Linked DNA regions of Homo sapiens: region 1 is linked to region 2. Evidence: read pairs that join two places in POLR2A ChIA-PET (ENCODE). Cell type or tissue: MCF 10A. All regions are shown on one strand. Links, peaks and the distances in the headings refer to the core of each region. The heading gives the core; the rest is flanking DNA.

Region 1 (15,456 bases), core at 3,255-11,254, 170 kb after region 2:
AAATCATGTAAAACTTTACCCAATATCTCTTATGAAGGTGGTGTTGGGGGAGATTGAAGCAGATGTAACAAGGAGAATTCCTAGAAAATTAGAGCAATGTAAAATGGACTTGGGGATGTTTTGCTGTGTTTTCGTGGTTAACACCCCCTTCAGAGTCCCCAGAGATGGTTACGGGACAATGACCCGTGTCTTGCTTGCCTTGCCTTAGCCCTCTGTTCTAGTTGTCCCTGACATCCATTCTCCCTTTATTTGCTATAACTGGGATTCTGGGTTTGGCATATGGTAGCTCTACTGACTATATTTCCAAGACCCTTTTGCATGAATGCATCATCGTGACCAAATTCTAGCCAACAGGGTGTGCCTAGAACTGACGCGTGTAACTTCCAGGCTGTGGTCCTGCAGGGAAGGGGTGTTCTTTTTTCTTCCCCTTTTCTCCTCCTTTAGAATGTGGGGACTGGAGCAGTCATCTTGCGCTATGAGATGGAGGCTGTGCTGAGAATGGTAAGTCACAGAAGGAAAAGAAACTGGGTCTCTGATGATGTTAGGATTCCCAGACAACCTGCCTGGATGTCTCTGCAAGATAATTAAACTTCCACCTTGTTAAATAGAAGTTTCCCTGTCAGAGCAACCAAACCTACATTCTAACTAATACACCTTCACATGTGAGTTTACACTCAGTTCTCATTGGCTTTGCACTTGCTCAGGTCTTTGATCCCCTGGTCTGGTATCTTTGCGAATGCCTCATCACACAGGTGGGTGATCCATTCCTGCCACCACCCTTCCCCGCCCAGGCCTGGGCATGGAGACCCTTCCCTTCTATCTTAGTGCCCCTCTAGCTCCATCAGGCAGAAGAGCCCATGAAGCATCTTGTTGAAAGTAATTAAGGCCAGGCGCGGTGGCTCACGCCTGTAATCCTGGCACTTTAGGAGGCCAGGTGGCCCAGGAGTTCAAGACCAGCCTGGACAACATGGTGAAACTGTGTCTCTAAAAAAAAAATTAAAAATTATCCAAGTGTGGTGGCGCATGCCTATAGTCCCAGTTACTTGGGAGGCTGAGGTGGGAGGATCACTTGAGCCCAGGAGGTGGAGGTTGTAGTGAGCCATGATCGAGTCACTGCACTCCAGCCTGGGTGACAGAGTGAGACTCTGTCTCAAAACAAACAAACAAACAAACAAACAAACAAACAAAAAACCCAAGTGATTAATAAACCTTAAAGAAACAATGTTTTGATAGCTGAAAATATTCCATTCTAGAATTTTTAAATCAAACCCTATTATTGGTTATTTAGGTTTGTTTCCAAATATTTGCCATTACAAAAAAAATAACAAGGCATAATGGGAGGAAAATTGGCTGAGAGAGGCAGATGGGAGTTTGACCTCTGCTCCGACCACTCACCATCTGGGTGATTTGGGACAAGGCATTTTTCCTCCCTGGCCTTCAGTTTTCTCCTTTGTAAAATAAACACTATAATACTCATCTCTCTGATTTGTTATGGAGATTAGAGACCATTACATAACTCAGCTAGCACAGTAGCAATCATATAGGAGGCTCAATACATGGTAATTACCAGCAGAGGAGTAGTTACGTGCTTTTGTACATAATACTATTTCTAGGTACCAGAGTTTTTTATTGATAAAACTCCTGAAGCAGGAGATTACTGGTTCAAACAATATAACTTGTTCAGATTCTTAATACACACTTGATAGGAATTATTTCTGACATTTTTTCAGATGAAGAAACCAAGGATCGGAGAAGTTAAGCCATTCATCTTGGGTTTTAGGGCTCATTAATAGTAGAGATCAGATTTAACCCATATTTTCTAACTTTTAATCTAGGGCAGTTTCTACTGTATGTCACACACCCAGAACCAGAACCCTTACAGTACAGGAAACTGAATTAAAACCCTTTGTGAAAATCAGATAGGCGTGATGGCTCACATCTGTAATCCCAGTATTTTGGGGGGCTGAAATGGAAAGATCGCTTGAGGCTAGGAGTTTGAGACCAGCCTGGGCAACATCTTGTCTCTACAAATAATAATTAAAATGTGTGTGTGTGTGTGTGTGTGTGTGTGTGTGTGTATTAGCTGGGTACAATAGCTCACACCTATAGTCCTAGCTACTGAGGCAAGAGGATCACTTGAGGTTGCAGTGAGCTATAATCTGTCTTCCACTTCAGCTTGGGCAAGAAAGTGAGACCTTGTCTCTCATAAACAAACAAACAATAAAAAACATTTTGTGAAAATCAACTGTGTTTGTATCAGCTTCTTTCTAATACTGTTGTTACATTCTGACCTCTGCTTCCTTCAGTGAACTTTATGGGTGTCTAATACCGTTGCTACATTCTGATCTCTGCTTCCTTCAGTGAACTTTATGGGTGTTCAGTAAGGAAGGGTGTGGAGAGAAGCCACCAGCTTCAGGGAGTCAGGAGGGCTGGGATTTCTTCCCAGTCTTGTTATCTACTATTCATATTCTCTTGGCAGAAAAGTCAACTTATCTGGGCCACAGGTAACTTATCTGTAAAGTGAGAGAACTCTGGGTGATACCTAAGGTCACTTCTTGTTTAAAGTTCAATCATTGAGCAGAGTGAGGTAGACAATTCTGAGGAATCCAGACTGAAACTGACTTCCTCCATGCCCTATAGTAAATATTAGGTCACAGCGGAATGAATTGTTGCAAAAGGTATGTACATTTGTTCGTAGATTTTCATTCAATTTTTTTTTTTTTTTTGGGGACAAGGTCTCACTCTTTTGCTCAGGCTGGAGTGCAGAAGCACAATTACAGCTCACTGCAGCCTCAACCTCCTGGGCTCAAGCCATCCTTCCATCTCAGCCTCCTGAGTAGCTGGGACTATGCGTGTGCACTACCACAGTTGGTTGATTTTTTTGATGTTTTGTAGAGACAAGGTCTCAGTATGTGGCCCAGGTTGGTCTTGAACCCTGGAGCTCAAGCAATCCTCCTGCCTCAGCCTCCCAAAGTGCTGGGATTATAGGTGTGAGTCACCGTGCCTGGCTCAAGATATCTTTCTACATCAGAAGGACTCCTCATGTATGCATCATCCCATAAATGTTCAGGAGAAGTTGTGTTGAAAATTGAAGATGGGTCTACTCAAGAGTTTTATGTGTAAGAAAAGCATGTATTCGTATGGTAAAGGGCTGGAGGGAAATGAAGAAAGGAGAACCACTTGATTTGGAGAGATAATATAACAGTAGAATTTGTCATGTTTTTGTTAAAGGGATAGAGTCTTGCTCTGTCACCCAGGCTGGAGTGCAGTGGCACCATCATAGCTCACTGCAGCCTCAAACTCCTGGGCTGAAGGGATTCTCCTGCCTCAGCCTCCCAGGAAGCTGGGAATATAGGAGCACACCACCACACTTGGCTAATTTGTTTTATTTTTTGTAGAGACAGGGTCTTGCTGTGTTTCCCAGGCTGGTCTCAAACTCCTGGCCTCAAGCAGTCCTTCCATCTCAGACCCCTAAAGGGCTGTAATCACACGTGTGAGCCATCATACCTAGCCCAGTTTGTTTTTTAAATTTTCCTTAATGTTGTTTATGCAGTAATAACATCATCATTGACAACAACAATCATACTTCTTCTTCTTTTTTTTTCTTCGAGATGGAGTTTCGTTTTGTCGCCAGGCTGGAGTGCAGTGGCGCAATCTCAGCTCATTGCAACTTCCGCCTCCCGGATTCAAGCGATTCTCCTGTCTCAGCCTCCTGAGTAGCTGGGATTACAGGTGAGCATCACCATGCCCAGCTAATTTTTGTATTTTTAGTAGAGACAGGGTTTCACCATGTTGGCCAGGCTGGTCTTGAACTCCTGACCTCGTGATCTGCCTGCCTCGGCCTCCCAAAGTGCTGGGATTATAGGCATGAGCCACCGCGCCCAGCCAACAATCACACTTCTTAAGATGCTGGTGGTGAACTTGGACTTTGAGAACTTTGCTTTGAGGACTTTAAAAGAGGAGTCTTCTGTTTGACTTGGCATGGGTAAACATAATAGATGCAAGTAGCCTCGTGGTAGGGGACAGGAGGGTATCTCTGAAATTGTCCAGAATCTACAAATGGGCAGATTTGTGCACATAGCATATTTAATTATTTGTTGCACAAACAAGTGTTTGAGATGCAGCGGCAGGGGATTGCCTAAGCCTCTGTTACAGCATTTACCTGCTGGCTCCAACCCTCCCCTCGCTCCAGTCTTACTTTCTGCACCCACTTGAAAGCAGAGGCCCTGTGTCCTCTTCTTATTGCTCTGAAAGTGGAGGGCAGCTTGGTATCCGTAGTTTTCATCCATGGGTGGTTTTGCCCCGCAGAAGGGATATTTATCAATGTCTGAAGACATTTTTCCTTGACATAAACGAAGCGTCTAGTGTCAAGGCCAGGGGTGCTACTAAACAGCCTCCAATGCACAGGGTAGCCCACATAGCCAAGAATTATGCAGCCCCAAGTGTCAATAGTGCCAAGGTTGAGAAACCATACTTCAGAGATAAGAGAAGCAAAGACAGGGTGGAGGCTTCTACCCTGGTCCCCTGGGGCAGGCCATTGTTTGCAAAGGGCACAGAGAGTGAGCAGGGGCAGGGGCTGGTCCTGCAGCTCTGCCCCAGTGATGTCATCGAGCCCTGGAACTCGGTGCCCTTCCTGGAAGGGCTTCGCCTAGATGGAGACTGACCTGACAGGAATCGGCTCCACCTGTGGACGTACGGAGTTGGACTTTGTCCCAAAACTGTGCCTGTGACATACATTCCTACCTTCACAAGGCTCCTTCATGCCAATCGCCCTGTCTATAAAGCCTGTTTCTCACTGCAGCAAGCTTCCTGCAAAGCCAGTTTCTCAAGCTTGCCATCCCGAGGGGTGTGGTGGCATAGCTCGGATGCTTCCGAGCCTCCTCTTCCTTGATTACATGAATTCCAAGACATGCAAGGATGTTCTAGACAAGGAGGCCAAGCACTTGGTGAAGGGGAAACTGACAGCAGCAAGGACTGAGAAGAGAAGCTTTGAGAAATGATCATAAAATAGTCAGGTTCTGATGAGGAAGTGCAACTAGGATTGGCACGAACTCCATGCAAAGGATGATGATGGTGCAATGTTTTTGTGAGTTGAGTTCTGAGAGTTGGCTTGGAGCATTGAGAAGGGAAAGGTGAAGAGAAAGGAATTGGTCAGAAACACAGAAATCAGAAAGGAAAGGGGTTCACAAGCAGGATAAACAGTATCTGTCTCTCGATAGTGGAGAATGGGAACTTATTAGCTGACCATGGCTTGGTAAAAATATTTCTTCCAACAGCTGGCTTCTTCTATTTTAATTTCATATTCACAGCACAACTCCAATCCGAATGTATTTTTTTTTCCAAGGTTATTGACCTGCTAAAATGAAGATGTGACTGTTTTCACTGTAAATGTGTGAGTGAGCATGTTGGTTTTGTTGAGTCTTGCCCATGGGAAAGGACTTGAATAAGTCTGAATGGTGGGATCTCTAACGCTGCGAATTCTGGAAACTGAGCTGGAGGCCTTTGGCAACCTCCATAGCAACAAGATGAAGACCCACATTGCTTCTGGAAGAGTCTTTCAGAAACCAGGTATTAAAACTGGTTTTCAGCAGTCATGGGTCTCTGTGCACAGATTTGCATACCAGAGCGGTGCTCCTGAAATATATAGTCTTGTCCAATCCTTCATGGTCGACATCGCTGATGGAGAGAGGAGATAAGGTTTCAGAAACACCTGATTGTTTGTCTCTCCCTCTCCCCTAGAAGGATTTGGTCCCCCCCATTAGTCCAGCTGAGGACATAATCATATTAGTTAAGCAAGACAGTAGGGTACCTGGTTAGGAAAAAGGGAGGGCCTTTTAAGTCATAGGAATGGGTCAGGTAGATGGGCCCCAGCAGATCAGTAGACATAAAAGTTTTTTCCAGGGTAAAACAGATTACAAGAGATTCTCAAAAGCAGACTCTCTGGAGCGATTGTCAAGGCTCATGTGGTAAGCAGGGTGGGGCAGACCCCTGTGAAACAAAGGAGGCTGTGTCTCCTCAACTCCCGTGCCCTTGGCACCCGCCTCACTCAAGTCCCTTCCCTGGTGGTTTGGGCCTTCTTCTTCCAGCTGCTCCAACCACTGGCTTCTGGAATGTTTTCAATCTTCAGTCTCCCGCTCCAGACTTTGACTTTGCTCGGTGGACTGTACCTGCTCAGATCTTGGTCCCATTTTCCACCCCGGAGCCCCTACTTGGCTTAATCACACTCAGACTTGCCTGGAGAGCTTAAACAGATTCAATGTAAAGGTTCCAATGGAGGGAAATGACTATGCGTCCCCTTGATGCAATGTTGTATTTCTTCTGCCAGATCCCATACCCTTCATCTGAGATCAACAAAACCAGAGGAAGAGTTTGAGCTGGGTCAGCTAGGAAAATACCACCTGCACTGTGACATTATTAAGATGTACGGAAGCTCTGTAAAGGCCAAATTACAGTGTGGAGCCCATGTGGCAACAAGGAAAGATGCTTATGGTGAAATGGTTCAGTGAAATAGGACTAGAATGTATATGATGCCGAGATTACAGCCCTGTACAAGAAGATTTCTCAAAGGCAATGCTCTCAGAAGTATCTAGGTCTCCAGTCATAGGGCTGCTGGATCAGAGCTTTTGGGGCTAGAGTCCAGGAATCTGAACTTTAAATGAGTTTTCCAGGTGGTTCTTCTGCACTCTATAGAATGAGGTCAGCTATGTAAAGAACTGTGTGCTCAAGGCATCATATTGCAGCAAAGAATTGTGGCCAGATTCAGTGGGACTACTGATGGATTTTTCTTAACCCACAATTTTCAAATTTTATCTGTACAAATAAAGTATTTTACTTTTATAATAAAACAAAATACATGAAAATAAAAACAAAAATAAATAAAAAGTTAAAAACATATCAATAAAAAGGATAGATAAATTAGATGAAGAAGGGCCTGGAGACAGGGACAAAGGTAGGCAGCCACTGATTGGCCCAGGTGAGAGAGGATGAAGACAGGACCTTTGCAGTGCAGGTGTAGACAGACAGGTCCTTTCGACCCAGACTTAGGAAGGTTTGATGCCAGCTCTGGGTTGCTGGCTGTTAACTTGGGGTGAGACATTGAGCTGTAGGATGTTGTTGTGAAGTCCAAATGTAATAATTGATGTTCTTGAGCACTTTCCATGGGCCAGTCCCTGTTCTGAGTGCTTCACATATCATGTGATCATCACAGAAGCTCTTTGGTGTAGATACTATCATTATCCCACTTTTTCAGATGAGAAAATTGAGAAACAGAGAGGGTAAGTAACTTGCCCAATGACACTCAGCTAGGAAGTGGCAGAGCTGGGAAGTAGGTATGGACGTACACTGTGATGTGTACAGCTCCATAGAATGTTAGGGGGCAGCATTTTTCTGTCTCCTAAACGTGGCAGAGTAATCCCTTTAATTAGAAGGAAACCTTTAGATTCTTCTTAGTGGCTTCACATATTGCTCTGTTTCTAAAGAGTCTTTCTCTCTCTCCCTGTGATCAGCACAACCTGAAATGGAGGCTCTCAAGTGGGAAAATACCATCCCTCCGTGGCAAGTATTGTTGAGGGAAGCCCAGTCTCTACTGTCAGGCTTCTCACGGTACATCTGCTCTGTGACCTGGAGGTGTTACCTGCACTTCCAGCTCCAGGAACTGGCTCCTTAAGCCAGAGCTTGGGTTCCCGTCAATAGATCTGGGCTCAAGTCACAGCCCTGCCACCTACTGGCCATGGGATTGCCTGCAACATATTTAACGCAGGGGTTTTCAACCAGGCTGCCCTGTCTGGGGATTACCAGGGATTGGGCATTTAAAACCCTCCAGGTGACTCTCGTGCACAGCCGGTGCTGAGAACCTCTGGCTGACCTCTCCAAAGCTTTTTGTTCCTTATGTGTAAAATGGAGGGATCCACTCTTCACCAAGATTTATTCATTGAGCACCTTTGTTTTTTTGGCCATCAGCAAAAGCCCCCAATTTCAGTACTACATATCTCCCATGTAACAGTTTGTGATTAGCCGCAAACTAGACCCAAACCTAGCTGATCCGACTGCTGGCCAGTTCTTCCCCCCATTCCACAGCCCTCCATCAACAGCTATCCCAGCTGATCCGACTGCCGGCCAGCTCTTCCCCCCATTCCACAGCCCTCCATCAACAGATATCCCAGCTGATCCGACTGCCGGCCAGCTCTTCCCCCCATTCCACAGCCCTCCATCAACAGATATCCCAGCTGATCCGACTGCCGGCCAGCTCTTCCCACCATTCCACAGCCCTCCATCAACAGACACCCCACTGATCCGACTGCCGGCCAGCTCTTCCACCATTCCACAGCCCTCCATCAACAGATACCCCACTGATCCGACTGCCGGCCAGCTCTTCCCACCATTCCACAGCCCTCCATCAACAGATATCCCAGCTGATCCGACTGCCGGCCAGCTCTTCCCCCCATTCCACAGCCCTCCATCAACAGATATCCCAGCTGATCCGACTGCCGGCCAGCTCTTCCCCCCATTCCACAGCCCTCCATCAACAGATATCCCAGCTGATCCGACTGCCGGCCAGCTCTTCCACCATTCCACAGCCCTCCATCAATAGATATTTTCCACACATGGTTGTTCTGAGGATCAACCACGAAACTCCAAGTACAGTGCCTGGAGCATGAGTCAGTAGCAGTAATATACTTAATTAACTTGAGATTAGAACATTAGAACTAATTCTAATTTACATCTTTCCAGGTATCTTGGAGCTCAGTACATACATACCTACATACTACACACACACACACACACACACACACACACACACACACGTATATATGAAAAAATAAAGACAAACAGAAATTAAAATACATATAGCCGGGCGCGGTGGCTCACACCTATAATCCCAGCACTTTGGGAGGCTAAGGCAGGCGGATTACCTGAGGTCAGGATTTCGAGACTAGCCTGGCCAACATGGTGAAACCCCATCTCCACTAAAAATACAAAAATTAGCCAGGCGTGGTGGTGGGCGCCTATAATCCCAGCTACTCTGGAGGCTGAGGCACAAGAATTGCTTGAACCCAGGAGGCAGAGGTTGCAGTGAGCAAAGATCGAGCCACGGCATTCCAGCCTGGGCGACAGAGTGAGACTCCATCTTGAAAAAAATAAACAAATAAAATTAGGGCCCTTACCCCTAGTCCTGGATTTCCTGGATCAACTTTTCTCATCCAGGTCTGCGTCAGGTGGTCCTTGGGATCATTACAATGTGGTCTGTTTGCTGGAGTGGAGGAAGATGATGGCTTCCAGTGGAGCATGCGGGCTTGGAAGTGGTGTGGATGCAGGATGGCTTGAGCCATATCCCGTTTGTCTCCCTGAAGGTCCCGTTTCAGGAAATCTTTGACTCTTGTTTTGGGGTATTTGAGTGACTTCCTGATATAGTCCCCAAATTCCAGGGCTGTGGCTCCAGGGGGCCAACTGAGGGCTGTGCATTCTCAGGGTGACAGCCTGAACCACACAGACGTCAGGAAAGCCTTCCTTGAAATCCCTGCGCACTTCCCCTCTCCATATCAGAATCATCTGGAGACTCGTTAAAGCACAAGTGTGGAGGGTTAAAGCAGAGTGTTTGATTCAATACAGCTGTGGCAGTGCCTGAGAAGGCGCATTTCTAAGTTGTTCTCAGAGGCTGCTGATGCTGCTGGTCCAGGGACCACACTTTGAAAACCACTAGACTAGGGAGAGAGCTGGCATCATCACCTGAGTCTTGTGAGGCTGCCTCTTGGGGATTCTAACAGTGACTTTGAGGCCTCTAGGCCTGACCTGGTCCATGAACTCTTTGTTCACGTTGGAGGATAGAAGACCACGGGGAGAAGTAGGAGGAGGAAGTTTGGGCAGATCCACGACCAGGAGTGTAGGAACTCACACTTGAGGCTGGACAGGGAAGTCTAGAGTACAGAGTCTGTTGTTGTTGTTGTTGTTGTTGTTGTTTTAAAGAGGTAGGAGTCTTGGGTGTTTTTTTTTTTTTTTGAGTTGGAGTCTAGCTCTGTTGCCCAGGCTGGAGTGCAGTGGTGTGATCTCGGCTCACTGCAACCTCCACCTTTCAAGTGATTCTCCTGCCTCAGCCTCCCGAGTAGCTGGAATTACAGGCATCCGCCACCAGGCCCAGTTAATTTTTGTGTTTTTAGTAGAGATGGGGTTTCACTGTGTTGGCCAGGCTGGTCTTGAACTTCTGACCTAGTGATCCACCCGCCTCAGCCTCCCAAAGTGCTGGGATTACAAGCGTGGGCCCCTGTGCCGGCTTTTTTTTTTTTTTTTTTTTTTTTTTTAAAGAGGCGGGAGTCTGTCTATGTTGCCCAGGCTGGTCTTGAACTCCTGACCTCGAGCCATGCTCCAGCTTCAGCCTCCCAAGTATCTGGGACTACAGGCATTTGCCGCCATGTTGGCTTAGTTACAGAAGTCGTACACGCTAGGATTGAACATCAAAGTCCAGGGATAAATGCAAGCCTTGAATGCCAAGAAAGTCTTCACAGCAGACAAGGTTCAGAGGCAGCAAAATGTGGGATGGTGATGCCAAATGGGAATCACTGCCATGATGAATCCTCAGGCAGAGAAGGACCTGAAATTCTGTGTGCAAAGGTGGTGAAAAGGGAGGTGGGATCCTGAGCTCATAGGGTAATAGCTAAAGCCAAAGGCAGAGGTGAAAGACCATAGATGCATTCTGATTGGGCCTGGGGCAGAGGAGCCCAGAGCCCTAGGAAGCAACTCTGGCCAAGCCATGTGGAAATATCAGTGTGATAGGCGTATGCTTTTTGCCACAGGAAACTTAAAAATAAGTTTTTGTATGATGCTAACTGAGGCAGGTAATTGACCTTGAGAAACTGCTTTGGTAAAAAATATCTGATGTCAATGGTTTTTGCACGTTTAGATAGTGAGTCCCCAGGCTGGTCTAAGCCAGCCATTGCTGTGAATCTGCTGGTTCTCTTAAGTGTCAACTTCATTCATTTGGAAATCGCATTGTATTCTTCTGCAGTATGGTTAAGAGCAAGTGAGGGCTGGGCTCGGTGGCTCACACCTGTAATCCTAGCACTTTGGGAGGTTGAGGCGGGTGGATCACGAGGTCAGGAGTTTGAGACCAGCTGGCCAATATGGTGAAACCCCGTCTTTACTAAAAATACAAAAATTAGGCTGGGCACAGTGGCTTATGCCTGTAATCCCAGCACTTCGTGAGGCTGAGGCGGGTGGATCACCTAAGGTCAGAAGTTCAAGACCAGCCTGGCCAACATGGTGAAACCCCGTCTCTACTAAAAATACAAAAATTAGCAATGGGTTGTGGCGGGTGCCTGTAATTCCAGGTGCTTGGAAGGCTGAGGCAGGAGAATCGCTTGAACCCCGGAGGTGGAGGTTGCAGTGAGCCGAGATTGCGTCATTGCACTCTAGCCTGGGTGACAAGAGTGAAACTCAATCTCAAAAACAAAAACAAAAACAAAAAACAAAAAATTAGCTGGGCATGGTGGCAAGCAGCTGTAGTCCCAGCTACTCAGGAGGCTGAGCCAGAAGAATCGCTTGAACCCGAGAGGCGGAGGTTGCAGTGAGCCGAGATTGCGCCCCTGCACTCCAGCCTGGACGACAGAGTGAGACTCTGTCTCAAAAACAACAACAACAAAAAAAAAAGAGCAAGTGAGATGCAAGGCTGGGGTTGGGACAGGTAACTGCTTTCCCTGCAGGAAGCAGTGAAGCCCTCGAAGAGTCCTGTGCTTCCCCCAAGCTCTTCATTACTCATTCAGGCTCGCTTGGACATTTCCAGATCAAATGAGGGCACACTGCTTTAAATGAGAATAGGAGTTATTTTTTGTCTAGGAGTTATTTTTTGTTAGGAAAAAAAACTGTACTCTGACTCATCACAATAAAAAACATTTTCAACTTGCTGTTCTTCAACCGGTAAATTATTTTTATCGGAGCATCTTAACATCATTAGGCTAACACATGTGCTCTGAAATTCGCTGGTATCCAGGTCAAAGGAGGTTCACTTCTTTTGCTTGGAGCCTGGGATGAAAAGGACACCAGGATCTGAATGGTTAGCATTCTCCATTGACAAGCATGTTTTAGTTCTGTCTTGCATGTGTTTTCTTCTTAATGGAATTTTAATTGCACTGAAAACTGTGTTGGCTAAAATAAGGCTCAGGAATGCATATGAAGTCGTAAGGTGAGTAAGCGCACAAATGGAAGAGAAAGTGAAATGCGCAAATGTGAGGCTGCCCACGAACCTGAGAACGGCTGAGAGGGCCTCGGAATTATATTGAAAGGTCTTTGGAACACAGAGGGAGTTTGCAAATACTCTCTGCAGTACTCCTCAGAGAGATTTTTGAGAGCATTTTTCCTAATTCAAAAAAGATCCAGAAAGTGAAACTCAGTGTGTTCATTGGGTTAAGTATTCACACGGGCGTTGTTTTGAGAACTTTCTTGGACTAAGCCCACATGACTGTCGTCACCATGCAAGGGAGTGGCTCTTTGTCCATTGTCAGCCAGTCACCATGCAAGGGAGTGGCTCTTTGTCCATTGTCAGCCAGGTTTTAACGACAAGATCACATCTCAACCCCCATGTTGGCATGTGATTCCTTTCTCTTCATCCCAGTCCCTTAATTCTGTCAGGCCTACAAAATTTTTGTGAACGATAACAACAAACACAAAAACAAACAAAGGTCCAGGCGCGGTGGCTCATGCCTGTAATCCCAGCACTTTGGGAGGATGAGGCGGGCAGGTTAACTAAGTTCAGGAGTTCGAGGCCAGCCTGGCCAACATGGTGAAACCCCATCTCTACTAAAAAAAACAAAATACAAAAATTAGCCAGGTGTGGCGGTGGGTGCCTGTAGTCCCAGCTACTCAGGACACTGAGGCATGAGAATCACTTGAACCCGGGAGGCGGAGGTTGCAGTAAGCCTAGATTGCACCACTGCACTCCAGCCTGGGTGACAGAGTGAGACTCTGTCTTAAAACAAAAACTAAAACAAACAAACAAAAACAAAGAATACTGGCGTTGCCAAGGACATTCAGTGTCTAATCCAGTCTCTGATGGTATGGACATTTGGGGCCTGGTTGTTTTTTTACAACCCTAGAACAGCAGTCCCCAACCTTTTTGGCACCAGGGACTGGTTTCGTGGAAGACAATTTTTCCATGGCGGGGATGGTTTTGGGATGAAACTGTTCCACCTCAGATCATCAGGCATTAGATTCTCATAAGGAGCGCTCAACCTAGATCCCTTGCAGGCGCAGTTCATAACAGGGTCCGAGCTCCTATGAGAATCTAGTGTGGTGGCTGATCTGACAGGAGGCGGAGCTCAGGCAGGAACACTCACTGGCCCACCACTCACCTCCTGCCGTGCTGCCCGGTTCCTAACAGGCCACCAACCTGTACCAATCTGCAGCCCGGGCGTTGGGGACCCCTGCCCTAGAACATCCCACATGGCTGAATTTACACCTTCTCAAAATACGGGATAAACCATTTTGGTGAGATAGGAGCCTTTTCTCTAAGACTTTAGTGTTTAGCCTTTCCCTAGCTCTCTCCAACACTTCCACATCAAATGAGGGCACACGGCTTCAAATGAGAAAAGAATTTGACCTCATCTAGGAGTTATTTTTTATAAGGAAAAAACTGTACACTGGCTCATCATAATAAAAAAATATTTTCAACTCGCTGCTCTTCAAGGACAAAAGCAAGGGACATCTCTGAATATTAAAGTTACTCCGTTCCTTGAAGGAAGAGCTGAGAAGGCATAGAGAACTCTACGCTGAGGTCTGATTCACTGTTGCCTTTGTTTGTTTGTTTTTTCTTGAGATAGGATCTGGCTCTGTCACCCAGGCTGGAGCATAGTGGCAGGATCTTGGCTCATTGCAACCTCAACCTCTGGGACCCAGGTGATCCTCCCACCTCAGCCTCCTGGGTAACTGGGACTACAGGCATGTACCAACATGCCCTGCTAATTTTTTGTATTTTTAGTAGAGACAGGGTCTCACCATGTTGCCAGGCTGGTCTTGAACCCTTGGGCTCAAACGATCCTCCTGCCTCAGCCTCACAAAGTGTTGGGATTATAGGCGTGAGCCGGGCCCACTGTTTCTACTGGGGCCCCAATTCAGTCTTTGCCTACAGGTGGTGGTTGGCATGGAGGAGAGGCTTCGTGTTTTGTACCTAATCATTGCTACTACCAGTCATCTGATCCGTCCAGGGGTTGCCAAGGGTGCTACTAATTCTGTGGGGTCCCTAGTGTCTCCTTACTGCCCCAGCCATGCTGCCTGCTGCTCCACCATGGTCAGTTCTGCTGGAGACTTTAATTTGATTTCCCGAGGGTCACTTCCTGTGAAACTCCAACCAGATGCCCACAAGGCTGATGCCTGAAGGCCTGGAGCATTCACGTTGGGCAGTGCCTCCCGAACATCGGAAAACCACCTCAGGCCTCTGTCTCATTATTGGCTCTGGGAAGAGCAGGCTGGAAGGAGGGGCCAGGAAGAGGTGGCAGGAGGGTTGGGCGGGCAGTGGAGGGTTCTAGAGGTGAGAGGGCTCCATGCCACCCTTGGCACACGGATTTACCTCGGCAGCAGGGAGGACATTGCTCTCACCCAGCCTTGACCCTGGAAGGGTCTTCTCTCTTCCTAGGCAAGAGAGGCTGTTTCTTGCATCGGAAGGAATCAACAAAGACCACTCAAAGGAGCACAAGGAAAAGCAATTTATCCAGAGCTTGCCATAGCAGGGGAGCTGGCCACCATCACTGGCATTTGGCAGAGACTCAAAGACAGGCATGGGAATGGGGGAGCTTTACCGCTGACATGAGGGATGGCTTCAGGTGTGCCCTGTTGGAGGCTGTTGCCTGGGGAAGCCAGGGGCAGCTGAATAGCAGTGGGGCAGCCACGTGATTGGTCGGGGGCAAGCTGGCTGATCCTAAGCTAGAAATGGGCACAAACATCAGGGAAGTGGTCAGTTACTAATCGAGTCCTGGCCATTTGGGGCCCACTATTGGAGGGGTTACTGTTTGGCTTCCTGGGCTGGTGGCTGGATGTGGTGGCCTGGGTCCCACTGGTCTGATTCATAGATATCAGGCCACGTCCTGGGCTGGCTGCTACAGCTTTGGGGTCAGAGTTCTATTTTCATGTATGATCTGGCCACGAGCCATCTGTATATTCAGCCTCTCACCTTCATCTTACTGCACAGGGGTCCTAAAGAAGGATAACAGGGCCGGGCGTGGTGGCTTACGCCTGTAATCCCAACATTTTGGGAGGCTGAGGAGGGTGGATCACGAGGTCATGAGATCGTGATCATCTTGGCTAATACGGTGAAACCCCGTCTCTACTAAAAATTACAAAAAATTAGCCGGGCATGGTGGCAGGCGCCTGTAGTCCCAGCTACTCAGGAGGCTGGGGTAGGAGAATTGCTTGAACCTGGGAGGCGGAGGTTGCAATGAGCAGAGATTGTGCCACTGCACTCCAGCCTGGGTGACG
Region 2 (15,456 bases), core at 4,376-12,375:
CGCCACAGACTCTGTTCCCCAGAAAGTAGTTTTTTCCCAGTTACCTGAACAAAAGTCTTATTTATAAGAAATGCATATCAAAACTACTATTCTAAAGAACACAATCAGGAAAACTATGCCTTAAGTCAGCTTTCTCCACATCTATTTTTCAGTGTTCATAGAATGTAGAAATTTTAATTTTCAAAATGAGGAACACAGACTTTTCTCATCACCTGGGTGGACAGTGGGGAGGAGGATAGAGATGCCGGAGTGTTTGCTTTTGTTCATAATGCTGGAGTGCAGGAGAATCCAGTCGACCAAAGATCAAAGTCATGTTAGAGGCCAGGCGCGGTGGCTCATGCCTGTAATCCCAGCACTTTGGGAGGCCGAGGCGGGTGGATCACCTTGAGGTCGGGAGTTCGAGACCAGCCTGGCCAACATGGTGAAACCCCATCTCTACTAAAAACACAGAAAAATTAGCCGGGCATGATGGCACATGCTTGTAATCCCAGCTACTTGGGAGGCTGAGGCAGGAGAATCGCTTGAACCCAGGAGGCAGAGGTTGCAATGAGCCAAGATCGCACCATTGCACTCCAGCCTGGGTGACAGAGCAAGATTCCGTCTCAAAAAAAAAAAAAAAAAGTCACATTAGAGTCGGGTCCCATCTCCCATCTCCTCCTTCACCAAGTCTGTGCCCAAGCCGACGATCAATACCTGTGGTTAGATCTGGACTTAACCACCTCCCTTCCATTACCAAGTCTCCCAAAAGCAACGGCAGAGCGGCCTGCTGTCATTCCCAAAGGGCGCTAAGAGGAAGAGGTGAGGAACACTCATGGAAAATCCTCCCCTGGATAATTAAGGGCTGGCTCTGTGATGACTGTCTGCATGGTTCTGCCCTTTTAAATCTGCCCTGAACACCATCCATCATTGACTTATATGCCCATGGGGAACGAGGAGGAAGGGGAGAAAAAGAGATAAAACTCTCCTTACTTGGGGGGAAATCCTTTCTGCGTCAAAATTCACTATAAAGGGTATTCGGCTGCTGTCTACCCCCCAGAGTGCCTCATGAGCAGCTCGGACCAGGCCAAGCTCTCCAAGTCAGCAGCTGGTGTTCGCCATTGCGACCATGCTCTCCATCATTCAGGCACTTGCAGACTCTTCAAATAGGACCCAGGAAAAAAACCTAGACCACATCCCACCTCTGTGTGACTTCTAACTCCCCCTCCCCGAGCCTGTCCTCCCCTGCTTCGAAGCTCTGTAACAGGGACTATTGGCCGGGGCACTCAGCCACAACAAGAAACCACATTTCCCAGACTCTGAGCAGCAGCCTGTGGTCAGGTGACTAAGACCTCGCCAGTGGGTCAGACAGGAGCAAATGTGCCCCATGCCCCTGCTTGGTCTTGGCCCTGAAGCACTGGCAGTGGGAGAGGACAATGGCTGAAGACCAAGGGAAGCCTGGGGCTCCAGATGCTGAAGCCACCCACCAGCACAGACCGTGACGGTATGGACCAGAGCCACTGACCCCATGTGCAGGGGGAGAAATAAATTTCTATCTTTTGTGAGACACTGTTTTAGAGCTGCTATGATGGCAACTTGGCCTAAACATTAATGAATATGCCATCTCATTTCTTAAAACCCATGTCGTGTACTCATTTTTTAAGTCCGTCAAACATCTCTGCCTGATTAAGTGACTGGTTTATGTAGCATTGTCCCTTTGTAATTAGATTCCAAGGTTGTCCCTCGGATTCTCTGGCAACACTGGCTGATCTTTTAATCAGCTAAAACCTTCTGGTCTCAGGCCCTCTGTGGCTCATCCTCACTCCAGCTCCCCCATTCACCTCCCTCGCCTGCATTGTTTTCCTTGTAAGGAAGGAACCTTCTAACAAACGGTGTAATTGACAGACCTCCCCACCAGAACTCCCCAAGAGCAGGACTTTCCGCTGCTGTGTCCAACGGCAATAATCCCCAATGGCCAGAGCAGCCCCTGACACGCGGGAGGCACACAACTCTATGCTGAATGAAAAATGGTTTCCCTCCCCGGGCTACAAAGACAGACTGCATTTAAGTTAGGGTGTCTTGGACTGTGTGATACTTCTTATGCTCTTCTAAGTCAGGGCACCCTACAGGCAAGGCGGCTGGAACTTGAGAGATGACTGACTTGAGTAGTTTTCAAGCTATATTCCAAGAGCCCAGCGGCCTTGGGATCATATAGACACTTAATTTCCATTTACCATTTTATTTTAAATTTTTTTAAATCAACGGACTGAGCACACACTCAAATATGTGCATTCAAAATAAAATGTGTACCTATTTTCTATTTTATATTCATGGCTCTTAATAATACTGTCTCTAGTCTCCACCTGAAATCCCAAATTTGCATTTTTTAAAAGTTAAAAAGCACCTGGAGAGCGGAAAAGGTGGCTGCTAAGGGATGCACCCCTGCCAGCTGAGGGATGCCCATGCCCAACAGCAGACCTGGGCTCATCCCAGCCTTCAAGTCCTAAAGCCTCTCTGCTTCGTCCTTCGCTCTGATACGTGGGGCCCGAGATTTATGTATATGCCATGTTGTCTGCCACCCAATTTTTAACTTGGGGCAAAGTCACTTCCCCTCTCTAGGGTGCCCCAGGCATCTGTAAATTTCCAGATGGACTTCCAGTTCCCCTCAGCTCCGGGAGACCCTTGCACCTCGAGGGGGCCCGGTGCTGTGGATGTGGGAAAGAAGCAAAGACTGCAACAGCTCCCAGCCTACCTCCAAAACACCCCTTCCCAAGAAAGTGTGGCCTCTTTGAGGGGCTGAGAGCAGGCCAACAGAAAAGGGTAAAGATGGAGAAAGACAACAACATCAGAGGTTGGTAGAGGACACTGCGGGGTCAAGGGAGGCCACAGGCTCTGAGCTGGCAGAGCAAGGGTCAAGGCCCAGCCCTATCTGCTAGCTGGGACCCTTCAACCCTGAAGGTCTCCTAGCTGAGACCCCTCACCCGTGAGGGTCTCCATTCCTGCACCAATTAAATGAGACGATTAGGGGCATTCAAAAAGGAATGTCTGTCCCTTGTCACCAGCACTCCTTAAGCAGAAGTGAAAAACAGTTTGCTGGAAGTCTCACACTATGTGGGATTTTTTAAGTGGAGAGTTTTACCCTTCCTTCCAACTGTAATATCTAAAATTTCACAGACTGCAATTCAAAGAAATCTGAAGGTTATCACCAAATAAATTATTATATCATTAAATATGAACACGCTAAAGCATTCCTGGAATTGCTCTTCTGAAGGACTTAATGTTGGAAAAAGAATCCCTGTAAACAACTTCGTATATGCTACAAATGAAATTCACTTAGATAATAGTAAATCTAATTACATAAAATGAGGTAATTTTCTACATTTCTGTAGTATTTCCCAACAGGGTGAAAAAATGAAAAGCTCTTTATGTGTACATTTATGGAAAGGAACCAAAATAAGTTGTAAAAGTAATCCCACTACATTGCTGTTTTTCCCTTTTTAATATAATTTTATACCATATTAATTTTTCTTGAAATCTCCCTTTTTAATACCATTTTTATCAATTATTTTTATGGTTTATAATAATATTTGATTATGTAAATTGGGTACGTTAGCCTTCTGCAGATACATATAGTTTCAGAAGTTTATCTTCCCAAAACAAACTATCAATTGCTATTATTACTGTGAGAAAAAAGTTTCATTTTATTCTAGAATTAAATTTTTTACAGAGATAGGATTTTGCTATGTGGCCCAGGCCAGTCCTGAACTTCTGGGCTCAAGTGATCCTCCCACTTCAGTCTCCCAAAAGTGAACAGACTGTAAGCGTGAACCACTGTACCAGGCCTAAGAAGTTTCCTCTCAAAGGGGTTTCCTTTCCTTAATGAGTAATACCCGTGTAGACTATGCTAAAGTAACACAGCTAACTTCAGCTCTCCCTGCAACCACAGCCCTGTCATCCTGATGGCCGCCTATCATCCAGGACCCAACCTCTAACACTGCAATGACAGATCTGGCCTATCTTGAAAATCACCACTCACCTAAATGACCTGCACTTACAGAAGGGGTGGGGAAAGAGTGATCACAGTGACTTCGCTGCACAGCCACAGCGGGGATGAGACAGCAAGTGCTAAACAGCTGCACGAATTCGTTTGCATTTACTATGTTTCAAGGATGACTTCAGCTGTGCTCATGACATATGCTGGTTATCTGTAAGCACTGCATCAAAACCCAATAGGAAGCCATGTTTTACACAAGCAAATCACAGACCAGGACGGTACAGCCACCCTCCACCTGGCTTCCACTACCTTACATGTGGACTGGAGGCCACAGAAGGCACTTGAGGGAGAGTTCAGAGGAGACATCTGGTGCGGGCCAGCCCCACCTCCACACCCTGGGAGCGCTGGCAAGCAGGGAAGTGTGTGTTCCCCTTAGGCATGACCACTGCTCCCACATCCGACATCCGACCTTCATAATCACACCCTGCCCCTTACTTCCAAAATTACAATATTACATGCTTATTTTGGAAACTAAGTTGTCATGTGAAATATGAAACGATGAGATAACAGCCCTACAAAAGTAAATAGAACCTGTTTCAGAAAATAAGCTACCCAGCTGTTCTCAGTTGAGATAATTCCAGGCATGATCCTTCCTTGCTTCCTTCTATGAATACATTTATTGGTTTCCCATGAAACAAAACAGCTGGTTTCAAAAGCAGACAGACAGGCATGAGCCACCGCACCTGGCCTATAATCCCAGCACTTTGGGAGGCTGAGAGCGGGGATCACTCGAGGTCAGGAGTTTGAGACCAGCTTGGCCAACATGGCAAAACCCTATTTCTACCCAAAAACAACAACAACAACAACAACCACAAAATTGGCCAGGTGTGGTGGCATGCACCTGTAGTCCCAGTTACTTGGAAGGCTGAGGCACAAAAATCGCTTGTACCCAGGAAGTAGAGGTAGCAGTGAGCTGAGATTGCGCCACTGCACTTCAGCCTGGGTAACAGGGCAAGACTCTATCTCAAAAAAAAAAAAAAAGGTAAACCAATAATTTTTAGTGATATATAAGAAGCAAAAAAACACGTAAGGAATAGTTTGGTTCCTTTTTTAATGCAACTTGAAAGAAAGAAAAAGAAATGGATACATGCAATGGATTCTTTAAAACCCAGGTTTCCTGAGAAAAAGCTTTGATACGTATTCTGCATCCAACATAATACTTACTAGATCTAGTGCGGAGCCTCCACCAAGATATTCCATTATTATCCATAATTTTGTATCCTATAAAACAAAAAAAAGAAGAGAATCATTTTCAAAATGAATCCAGGAAAATTTTTTTTAATAATCAAAGGGTATTTTTCACAATTATATTGGAACTAGAAAGTTTTACAAACATGTACCAGCACGGGAAGTGTGTCAAAGTGAGAGCTGTGCAGGGACCTCCAGAGTGCAGGGACACCCCCATCATGCTCTGGGAGGGAGCTGTGGGGTGTGCTCGGGGGCCCGCACCTGACTCCCCAGGGCTCCAGGGCATGCGTTCCACCGACTGCCCCAGGATCTCAGAAAGCAGACTGGGTGTTTCCATTTTTAGGCCACTTCACTGGGGGATCCTCAGGCACAGTGAGAGCTGAGAACTTGCAGCCACTTGAGGCAGTGGTGTCACACACATCGGGAGAGCAGTGCCAAGGCAAGACCCTCTCCTCTTCCTCCCTCCTGCAGCACTGAGCCTCCCCTGCGCCCCCCACCCCCTACCGTGTGTCTCCAGGTCCCTGTGAGTGGAGGGGCCGCCTAGCGTGGCCTCCGACTCACTTGCCTGTTTGGCAGAAGGGCAGCCAATTCTAGCACCTCCCAAAGCTGCCACAGTCTCCCCTCAGGGAGCTTTCCAGAAAAGCAGGTCTGTCCTAACATGCATGTCTGTGTCCTCTCAAGGCCCCGGCTCTCACAGTCCCCAGCTCTGCGCCTGCCTTCCCTGTGGTCTCTCTTCAAGCTACTCAGCCCTCATGACTTGCAGAGTTCTCTTTTTAAAACCACAAATCCCAAAGTGCTACTCCCTGGAAAACAAGCCCGCAAACCTGTCCGCCCTCCTTGGGGAGCCAGGCAGTGCAGGGCACGGGGCAGCCTGGGCAGGGTCTGGATCCCGACTCCCACTTCACGACCTAGGGGCCCGGGCAGCTGTCTCCTGAGCTTCTGCACGAGGCCTTGGCCAAGAGCCTGGCCACGGCGAGCAGCCAAGAACCCATGGCTGGCACGGGACGCCACCGCCAGAGTTTGGGTTCACAGTGGGTTCACGGGGTTCAGACGTCAGCCTGCTCCGCTGCTGACTCAGGACTCGGTGGTGGCTTTTGCACACATGGAGGAAAAAAAAAGAAGAAACCTTTTTTAAGGCTCTTTGGTCCCTTTGGGAGAGCACTGAGTCCGGCTCTTAGAACACCCAAGGAAGACCCCTCAGTTCGCCCCTGACTCCAGGTCTCACTGCGCTGACTCCAAGTGAGCTCACCCTTTGAGAACACGCCCCAACTTCCCAGGCCTTTTTGCTTTTGGAGGTTCCGCAAGTCAGGAAAATGCTTCACTTGTCTTCCCTCCCCACGCCCTGGGCAAACTTTACTTTTATTATCTATTGCTCTGATTTTCATTTCAGGTTTACTTCTCTGCATTTTCCACTTAACAGCAAACTCAAGTGCTCAGGGACAGCGCTGGTGTGCTCGAGCTCAGTAAATGTTAACTGTGGACCCTGTGACCAAGGAAGAGTAACTCGTGTTGACTCTAGGGAGGCGCTAACGGTAAGATGCACTGCATTTATAAAATACATTCCTCTCACAATTCAAACTAAATCCTGCCATCTGGAGTTGATTCTAAGACAGTCCAAATAAACAGCCCAAGTTTTAATGTATGTTGAATGCTTTTCAAGCGTTTAAATGCCCTTGACTGCTAAGATAATAAAGACAACTTCAGTCTTGACCGGACAAGTGCGGAAACCTCGAATGATGTGTCTGACACCCAACTCAGAGGGACAGGCATGTCGCTCATTCAATAACCATCCAGTCACGGGCACCTGCCTTGAGGAGGCTTGGTGATCCCAGGTTCTGATTTCAGGGAAGCTTCCATCATCAAGAGTGTCCTTCAGCACACCTTCATCTCACACACACGCTCGCCTGCAGGCTTCCACAATGCTTGCTCCTGGGGAATGGGTATGCCACAGTAAGCTCTTCCAGGAAAACACCAGTATCTTTCTAGATGGCAAAGGAAATCTAAATCGCTTTTCCCTAAGAGAGCTGGGAACTCTGACGTTTCTACTCCCACTCCCTTTTTAACAGCTGCTGTTTAACTGGTTTCACTGGCTCCCATCCCTTCTATTTTCTGGGCATTAAGTCTGCTCACAGCAAGGGGAGCTCCCAGCAGGGAGGTAATCTCCCCGCCTCTTCTCCCACTGTAGCCAGCTGTGCAATATGACACCCTGGGAAACAATCTTTTGCTGACTTAGGGGACTGAGGGTCACCAGGCAGCTTCCTGGAGCAGCAAGGCACAAGTGACCACCCCCTCGTCCTTCTGCACTTCCAAAGCTCCGCCCTCCTCAGTTCGCTGCTCTCTCAATCTGACCACGAAGGTACGTCACCACTTGCCAAGCAAACAAGATAAGTTTCACCTGGCTACCTTCTCCTTTTAAGGAGCCCTAGCAAGACACCTCAACCAAGTTTTCTGTGTCGCCCTGATCCTTCTGGGGACGTGCAAGCAACAACAGAACATCCAGAGCTCTCTACCCAGAGCAAACCCCGCCTCAGGACCAAGGCCGCCTCCTTCCTGGAGAGGAAGATGGAGAAATAACACAGCCTTCCCGCTTCCCTCCAACTCATTCCTGGTAGCAGACGCGCTGGGTGGCAAGGCTACCCAGACACAAGGCTCACCAGAGGGCACTCAGGAAACCAGCTCAAGTCCTTATTGAGGTCACTGCGTCTCAAATACCCGGGCTGGGCCTGTGACTCACACACCAGCACCAACAACCAGGGGGTGGGATATTGCATCAGGAAAAGCTCCACTCTGGGTGGAACCTGCTTTTCAACCTCATTGGGTGTGTCACCGCCCAGTGGGTTCACCTTGCCCGCTGCCTAGACAGAGCCGACTCATCAAGACAGGGGAACTGCAGTTGAGAAAGAGTAATTCACGCAGAGCCAGCTGTGCAGGAGACCAGAGTTTTATTATTACTGAAATCAGTCTCTCCGAGCATTCGGGGAGAATTTTTAAGGATAAGCTGGTGGGGTAGGGGAAGCCAGTGAGCCAGAAGTGCTGATTGGTAAGAGATGAAATCACGGGGAATCAAAGCTGTCTTCTTGTGCTCAGTCAGTTCCTGGGTGGGGGCCACAAGATCAGATGAACCAGTTTATTGATCTGAGTGGGGCCAGCTGATCCATCAAGTGCAGGGCCTGCAAAATATCTCAGGCACTGATCTTAGGAGCAGTTTAGAGAGGCTCAGAATCTTGTAGCCCCAAGCTGCCTGACTCCTAAGCCATAATTTCTAATCTTGTGGCTAATGTTAGTCCTACAAAAGCAATCTAGTCCCCAGGCAAGAAGGAGGTCTGCTTTGGCAAAGGGCTGTTACCGCCTTTGTTTAAACTGTAAGTTTCTCCCAAAGTTAAGTCAGCCTGTGCCCAGGAATGAACAAGGACAGCTTGGAGGTTAGAAAGATGGAGTCAGTTAAGTTCGATCTCTTTAGTCTCAGTCATCATTTTGCGAAGGCGGTTTCAGGTTTGCAAGCATTCCAGCCGCTGAAGGTCGGCCCGGGGGACCGGATGGAGCCCGCTAGACACAGGCAGCAGCTGCACCACCGCCTGGCACTTCTGGGGCTCTCTTCCTGTGCTCTATGCACCAGCCATTAATGGAGGAGGACCCTAACACCCAACGCCAGCCACTAAGACAGCAGCTTTCCCCTCCTTCCCACAGAAATGGGAGGAAGCGGAAGAGGAGCAGGGACAGGAACACATGGACTCGGGGAGGGGAACATCACACACTGGGGCCTGTCGGAGGGTGGTGGGCTAGGGGAGGGACAGCATTAGGAGAAATACCCAATGTAGATGACGGTTTGATGGGTGCGGCAAACCACCATGGCACATCTATACCTATGTAATAAACCTGCACGTTCTGCACATGTACCCCAGAACTTAAAAGTATTAAAAAAAAAAAAAAGAAAGAAAAAGGGGACAGAGTGAAGGCCGGGTCTCAGTCTTCTGGTGCCCATACATGTGGGCCGCACTCGCGCCACACCCCTGCAGCACTGCACTGGGAAGGTAGGACAACAGACAGTCAACATGGGCGCCAGAAGAGGGCCCTGAAATGTGCCTCCAATGAGATCCCAAAGAATCGTTTCTACCACTACCAATCCTAAGGAAGAAACCTTCAAAGGTGAACACACGGATAAGCTTGGGAAAGCAAGAGACAAGCTTTGGGGGCTGCAGGCAAGGCTCTCCTTCACAGCCACACCAGGGATCCTCCACCCCAGCACTGACTTTTGGAGCTGCTCAGCTCTGCTGCAGGCCTCCCCCATGCACTGCAGGGTGTTCAGCAGCACCCCTGGCTCTGTCCACTAGATGCCGGTGACACACCCCAGGTTCTGATAACTGAAAATGTCTCCAAACATCGTCAGTGTCCCCCAGAGGGCAAAATCACCCAACAGAGAACCGCTGAACTACACCCACGATGGACGCTGACAAATCTGACATGGTTCCTGACCAGAAGCACCGTTCAGCCATTCTTCCTCGTCTTGGCTTACACACTGAAACTCCTGCAGCAGGAAGACCAGCTCTTACCAGGAGACATCAGGCAAGTCATTTAAACCCTCTAAATTCTTCATCCACAACAAGATGGGAATCAGATCGGTGCTTCCAACCTCACAGTTCCAAGTGACAATTAAATGAGATCATGAGTGGGAAAGCACTTGGCAAAATTCATGGTGCTCAACAGATGCAAAGTGCTATCAGCTTTATCAACATCATCACCCAGAAATGCCTCTGAATAACCTGGTAAAACCAAAAGGGCCCAATTAACAATTCTAAGTAGTTTCTAAGCAAAATGAAGCCTGGTACAATGATTCACGTATTCTGCACCAGAGGCCTCATGGCAGGAGCGTCTGAGTGGCAGCCTGTTCTCCGGGAAGGACCCAGCTCTGTCCTGCAGATGTGGAACCACTGTCCTCATAAAACCTTCCAAACCATGACTTCTGAGGCACTCATTCCCCAAGAAAAATAAACCAGCAGGCTTCTCAACACAATGATGACTTTAATCGAAATAATTTCATGTTTTTTCAACAACCTCAAATAACCTAAGTTATGAATGACCTCGTGATACAATTTTCTCATCAGGGAAATAAAAGTATTCATTTAATTAATAAATTCTGGAGTGAAAATTTAAAAGGTGCCAAAGTATATACAGTGAGAAGTCTCCCTCCCACCCTGGGCCCCCATTACCCAGCAAACCAACCGTCCCTGCCCCAGCAAGTCATCACGACATCTAATGTAACCTCAGAGAAAAATAGTTATGCACATACGAGCAAATACCTACAAAACTTTACCCCCCTTTTACCCAAACGGTGGCATTCTACACACACTGTTGTTTACCTTGCTTTTTACCTAAAGTTTCTTAAAGAGCAGTCCATATGTAAAGGACTTCCTCATTTTTTTAACCATAATTAGCCCATGCCTTATTGAGCTCACATTGTTTCCATTTTTCGCTCTGACGGCCCAGGTGTCAAGGAAGAGCTGTACATTTGTCAGTTTTGCTGGGTCCTGGAAGCAGACCTGCTGGGTGAAGGGACTCCATCTGAATTTTTAACAGATACTGACAAGTGACCCTCCAAAGAGGCTGTCCCATATATGGCCTCAGCAGTGTCTGAGGGTGCTAATTTCCCCCTTTCCCATGCCACAGTGTCATCAAGTTTTATTTTATTATTATTTTTTGGTCATTTTTATGGACTGAATTGTGCTTCCCTCTCCCACACACCCACGATTCACATGTTGGAGTCCCAATTCCCAACACTGCAGAATGTGACTCTTTAAAGAGGTGACTGAGTTGCAATGAGCTCATTAGGGTGGGCCCTGATCCAATACGGCTGGTGTCATAAAAAGAGATGAAGACACACACACACACACACACACACACACACACACACACACACACACGGGAAGACCACATGAGCACACAGGGAGAAGACGGTCATCCACAAGCCAAGGGGAGAGGCCTCCCAAGAAACCACCCTACCAACATCTTTCCAGGTTTATTAGCAAACGAATTCCTGCTGAAGGCTCCCAGTCTGCGCTACTTCGTTCTGGCAGCCCCAGCAAATTAAGCCAGTTATTCATTCATACACAAAGGATGCTTCAGGGGAGTTTTATTTATCTTTCTCCTATTGTAAGGCTGAACATCTTTATATATTGAAGAGTCATGCATATTTTCTTTCCTGTGAGCTGTGTATATCCTTTGTCCATTTTTCTATTGGGTTACTGACCTTTTTTTTAAAGTAGGAGTTTTTAACATATTGGGAAAGTTCGCCTTCTGTAATAGGAGCTGCAAACACTAGCTTTTGCTTCTGGTAATTTTTGCTTACAGAAATTAATTTAATATAGACATACTATCAATAACCATAGCACTTCCAGGCAAACTTGCCCCAAAGTATTTGGAAGTGCCTCCTAAGAACCCGGAATCATTGACCGGAACCAGGGCCCCCACATTAACAACTCTCACAGGAGCTTGGCAGAGGTCACACGAACCCACCAAGGTTAAAAAAAAAGACAAACGAGAAAGGGCAGATGCTACACAGCTAACAGTGAAGATTTTAAAACAGGAATTCGAAACTGCAACTCTGCTCTGCACCTGAAATGCCCTTGGCAGCCTCCACATTTCACCAGCTGTAACCAAAGGCCAAGACCAAGAGGTATAAACAATGCAGCGGGCTTTATTAAAATCACACGGGGTCACAGACTTCCTTAAGAGCGTGAGTTTTTGTAAAAGGTACCTTTCCGCGCAGATGACGCATGTGGCCTCAAAGCCTTAAGGCCTGGTTTGCATCCAGGCTCAGGCCAGCTCTGATGGCAACTACAACAAGGCCTCGCCTATGAGCCTCCACTTCCCATTGCCCCCGGGACTAATGTGCATGCTCCTCAGAGGGGCTTCGATGATGATGAAGTGAGGCCGTGTACACAGCAAGACTCATCAACTTGAACCACTATTACTGTGTTAACTCCACAGTGTCCTCTGTCTGAACTGCAGGCTTGCGAACCCGGAAGAAATCCAAGCCTGTTGCCTATTTTACCTTCAGAGCAGCCCCTGACCATCTTCAAAGTGCAGGAACCATTCCTGAGCTGGAAAAGCTTATGTGGTTGTTCCTCAGGCTCACAGACGCTAGGATTTCTTAACTGATTCATCTAACACATAACATACCTACTAGGTACCCAGGGTGGCTGAGGGGGAACGCAGAGTGAGTAACACCCTGGCTCTGGCTTTCAGGAACTTCTAATGACAGAAAAGTGGGCAAATAATTAGCATCAGACAGCCAGTGGCAGATGCCACAAAAGACAGGGAACACCTGGTTGCTCACGAAGGTCCGTCTAACCTCCAGGAGGGAGGCGGCACCTGAGCTGCTCCCTGAAGGGCTGTGACCTGCCAGCCTGGGGCAGGGGGTGTGTTTCTCACAGGCTCAGGTGGAGAAGAGGAGGAAAAATCCTGTTCGCAGAGGGCAGCTAGGAATGAGAGGGACACCCTTGAAGCCAGCTGATGGTGTTCAAAGTTAATTTAATAAGCAATGGGAAGTCAGCGAAACTTGTGCTAATAGAACAAATGACCAGCCACTGCCTACAACAACAAATACATGAGGAGAAAAGGAAAGTAAGAGCGAGGAGAAAAGCAAAGTAAAAGCAATGAGAAAATCAAAGCAGAAGGTCAGGGAAAGGCCCAAAACGGTTCTAGAAGTGGCACTGATGAGCACCCACAGTGGACAGGCATGGAAAGAAGAGAAGCCAGAAGCCAAGATGGTGTCCTCCTCTGCACCCAAGACAGCCAGCTCTGCCAGGACAAACAGCAACAGCAGGTAGGTAGGGGAGGGAGTGGAGATGGGTGCCTGCATTTCTGTGACATTGAGGAAACACTCTGGTGGGATATTCAGCAAGCCAGCTGCTTCCTTTGCTGGCTCCTGTGTGCACAGATATAAACCTTTTTCTCTCATTAATATGTCACTTATCAGTTTAATCTGCAGGCCCCAAATGCTGAACCTAACCTAGAGAAAAAGAGTTTTTCCTTCCTGACAAGTGAACTATTGCCAAATTTTTAACTCAAAGGGCATGTTGATCATATGCAAGCCACCCTAGGTAAATAAAGTCCAGCCCTATCACTTATTATCTTTAGTTAATAAGAGGACCCTATATTCACCGGAAAACATTACATCCTGTGGGTCACTCTTCCCATGTACTACCCTAGTTCCAAACTGCATTTTGAACTCTTACATTATCTCAGCAACACAATTAAAGGGGTGGGGGCAGGACATACAATACTAAGTTGGACTAACGTCCAGGGTCAAAGCTTCCACGTGATGAATGTGGAGTAAAGGCGCCGGCCTTCCATTCTCCCAGGTGATCATTATTAGAAAAGAACCAGCCAGCAGTGACAGCTTCCAGTGTTGGAGAAAACCCGGATTGGACAATGTGGAAGGAAGGCCTCATCCTCCCTTGTGTTCGCAAACAAAAACGTCCAACTTAGGCACACAGCAGCTCAACGTCTCCAACCCACTCCCATAGGGAAGGCAGCCTACATTAAAAAAAAAAAAAAAACAGAACACTGGAGTTTCTGTAGCAAATCATGTCACTACTGATTGCCTACTAACCTGAGGAGGCTTCCCACAGTGAAGGAGAGGCTAGATGGAGAATGAGAAGTGTTCTCTGGAGAAAACGAGAGAGAGCTGCAAAGATGCATGGGGACCAGCCCAGCACAGAAAGCCGGGGGAGCTGTCAGGCTAGGGTGGAGAGGGAAGCACTGGTTGTCCTTCCCTTTCAGATGCCAGGCACTGCGCTGGGTTTCTGGCGTACATCATGTCACCAGTCCTCACCACGTTCCCGTGAGCTGGGGGTACAGCTAGCCCCCTTACAGAAGAATGCAGAAGCCCACCGGACCTACACCCCTTCTCATCTCCCTGCGAGCAATGCCTTCTCTGCTGACCCTAAACTAATGTCCAAGTTCCCAACAGGTGGCTTAGTCACTATTTTTAGGTATGAGCATGGGGTAGGGGGAGATCACTGCTGATTAGGAAAAGGAGCGGGGAGGGAGACCCCAGGCTTCGCTCTTCCAGAGGGCCCCAAATGCAGGAAGAAGTGCTTCAAAGCAAGGAACGTTTTCTTGTGCTGGCAACAAACGTTCACTGGGAGAAAGGCCGCTGTAACATCAACATCAACTTAAACATAGGGGTGCACGATAAAACCTGAAATAACACAAAGAGGAACAAAACGAAGCAACTGAAAATTACTGGATCACATCCTCACATCAAAGAAAAAAATCTAAACCATCACTACAAGTTAGCTACAAATAATACTGGAAACACTGCAACACCAAAAGCTATACAATCCAGCCAAAGATTTATTTCAAGGAAACCCACAGCATTACAAACATTCATTACTAAGCCAAAAAAAAAAAAAAAATACTAAGTGTTCAATCCAAAAGTCTAAGAAGGAAAGCAAAGAATAGAATAAAGATACATGCATAAATAATCAAAAATATTGGGATGAGAAATGAATCCAATCATTTTTAAAATAGATAACTTCCAGTTACTATAACCAAGGAAAAAATAGATCACATATCCATTTGCAATAGAGCAATAAAAGGACAGGAAAAAATTTTTAATGCAAATAAAACACATGGCAAAATTTTACAATAGTAAATTTGAACATACAGAATTAGACAATTTCAATAATTTATTAATAAAATTTACTCAAGAAAGAATAAAAACTATAGGCAGAAAAGGGTGGGTGAAGAAATAGATCAATTCACCTCCTTTAAAGTGCGTGCGCGTGTGTGTGTGTGTGTGTGTGTGTGTGTGTGTGTAAACAAATCAACAGATCGCAAGAGGCTCAAATGGTTTTGCCCTTGAATAATTCCAAAACGTGAAGGAACTGGTAATTTTAGCAACTCCTTCAGGGCACAGTATTTTTTAAGGGCATCACAACATAATGCCAAAATCAAGGAGGAAGAGGAGGAGGAAGAGGTTCCTATTAAGGAAGGATGAGAACTCCTAGAAAGTGGGAGGGTGCAGTTCTATGTGTGAAGAGCGAAGCCCTTTCTGCGATAGGAAGCTGTAGTCTAGTGAGAGGGGCTGGCCCAAAGAGGGCCCTTTCTAGGGGAGGAAAAAAGGGTGCTTTTGGAAATGAGTATGTGATGTATGAGAGTCTCCGGGTATTTAAATCTTTTTCAGCTCTTTTTCTCGAATACCACCGGCCCACCCCTAGCAATCCTCAGGATTT

Evidence for each region. ChIA-PET counts read pairs that join two places held together with the same protein. Peaks named below come from ENCODE experiments on the same cell type or tissue, not always from the same donor. Only the 100,000 strongest peaks of a DNase experiment are listed, where the experiment ranks them.
Region 1: POLR2A ChIA-PET joins it to region 2 with 17 read pairs; 9 of 35 experiments call an interaction of 5 or more read pairs at or near these places.

Annotation. Positions count from the first base shown.
Region 1 is chr13:98,645,871-98,661,326 of GRCh38, forward strand. No RefSeq gene overlaps it. Among named protein-coding and RNA genes, the nearest start is that of STK24-AS1, 76 kb to the left of the region's middle. RefSeq lists an enhancer at 7,499-7,618. In MCF 10A, for the core only: a CTCF peak has its summit at 7,756 (motif pointing left); a DNase peak (open chromatin) is centred at 7,701.
Region 2 is chr13:98,477,071-98,492,526 of GRCh38, forward strand. It overlaps STK24 (serine/threonine kinase 24), which reads right to left. Exons shown (of 11, transcript NM_001032296.4): 3 at 5,195-5,251. Among named protein-coding and RNA genes, the nearest start is that of FARP1-AS1, 49 kb to the left of the region's middle. RefSeq lists enhancers at 5,387-5,576, 7,270-7,961, 7,398-7,567, 7,628-7,707, 8,108-8,187 and 4 more. In MCF 10A, for the core only: no CTCF peak of the experiment used is centred there; DNase peaks (open chromatin) are centred at 6,231, 7,451 and 7,931.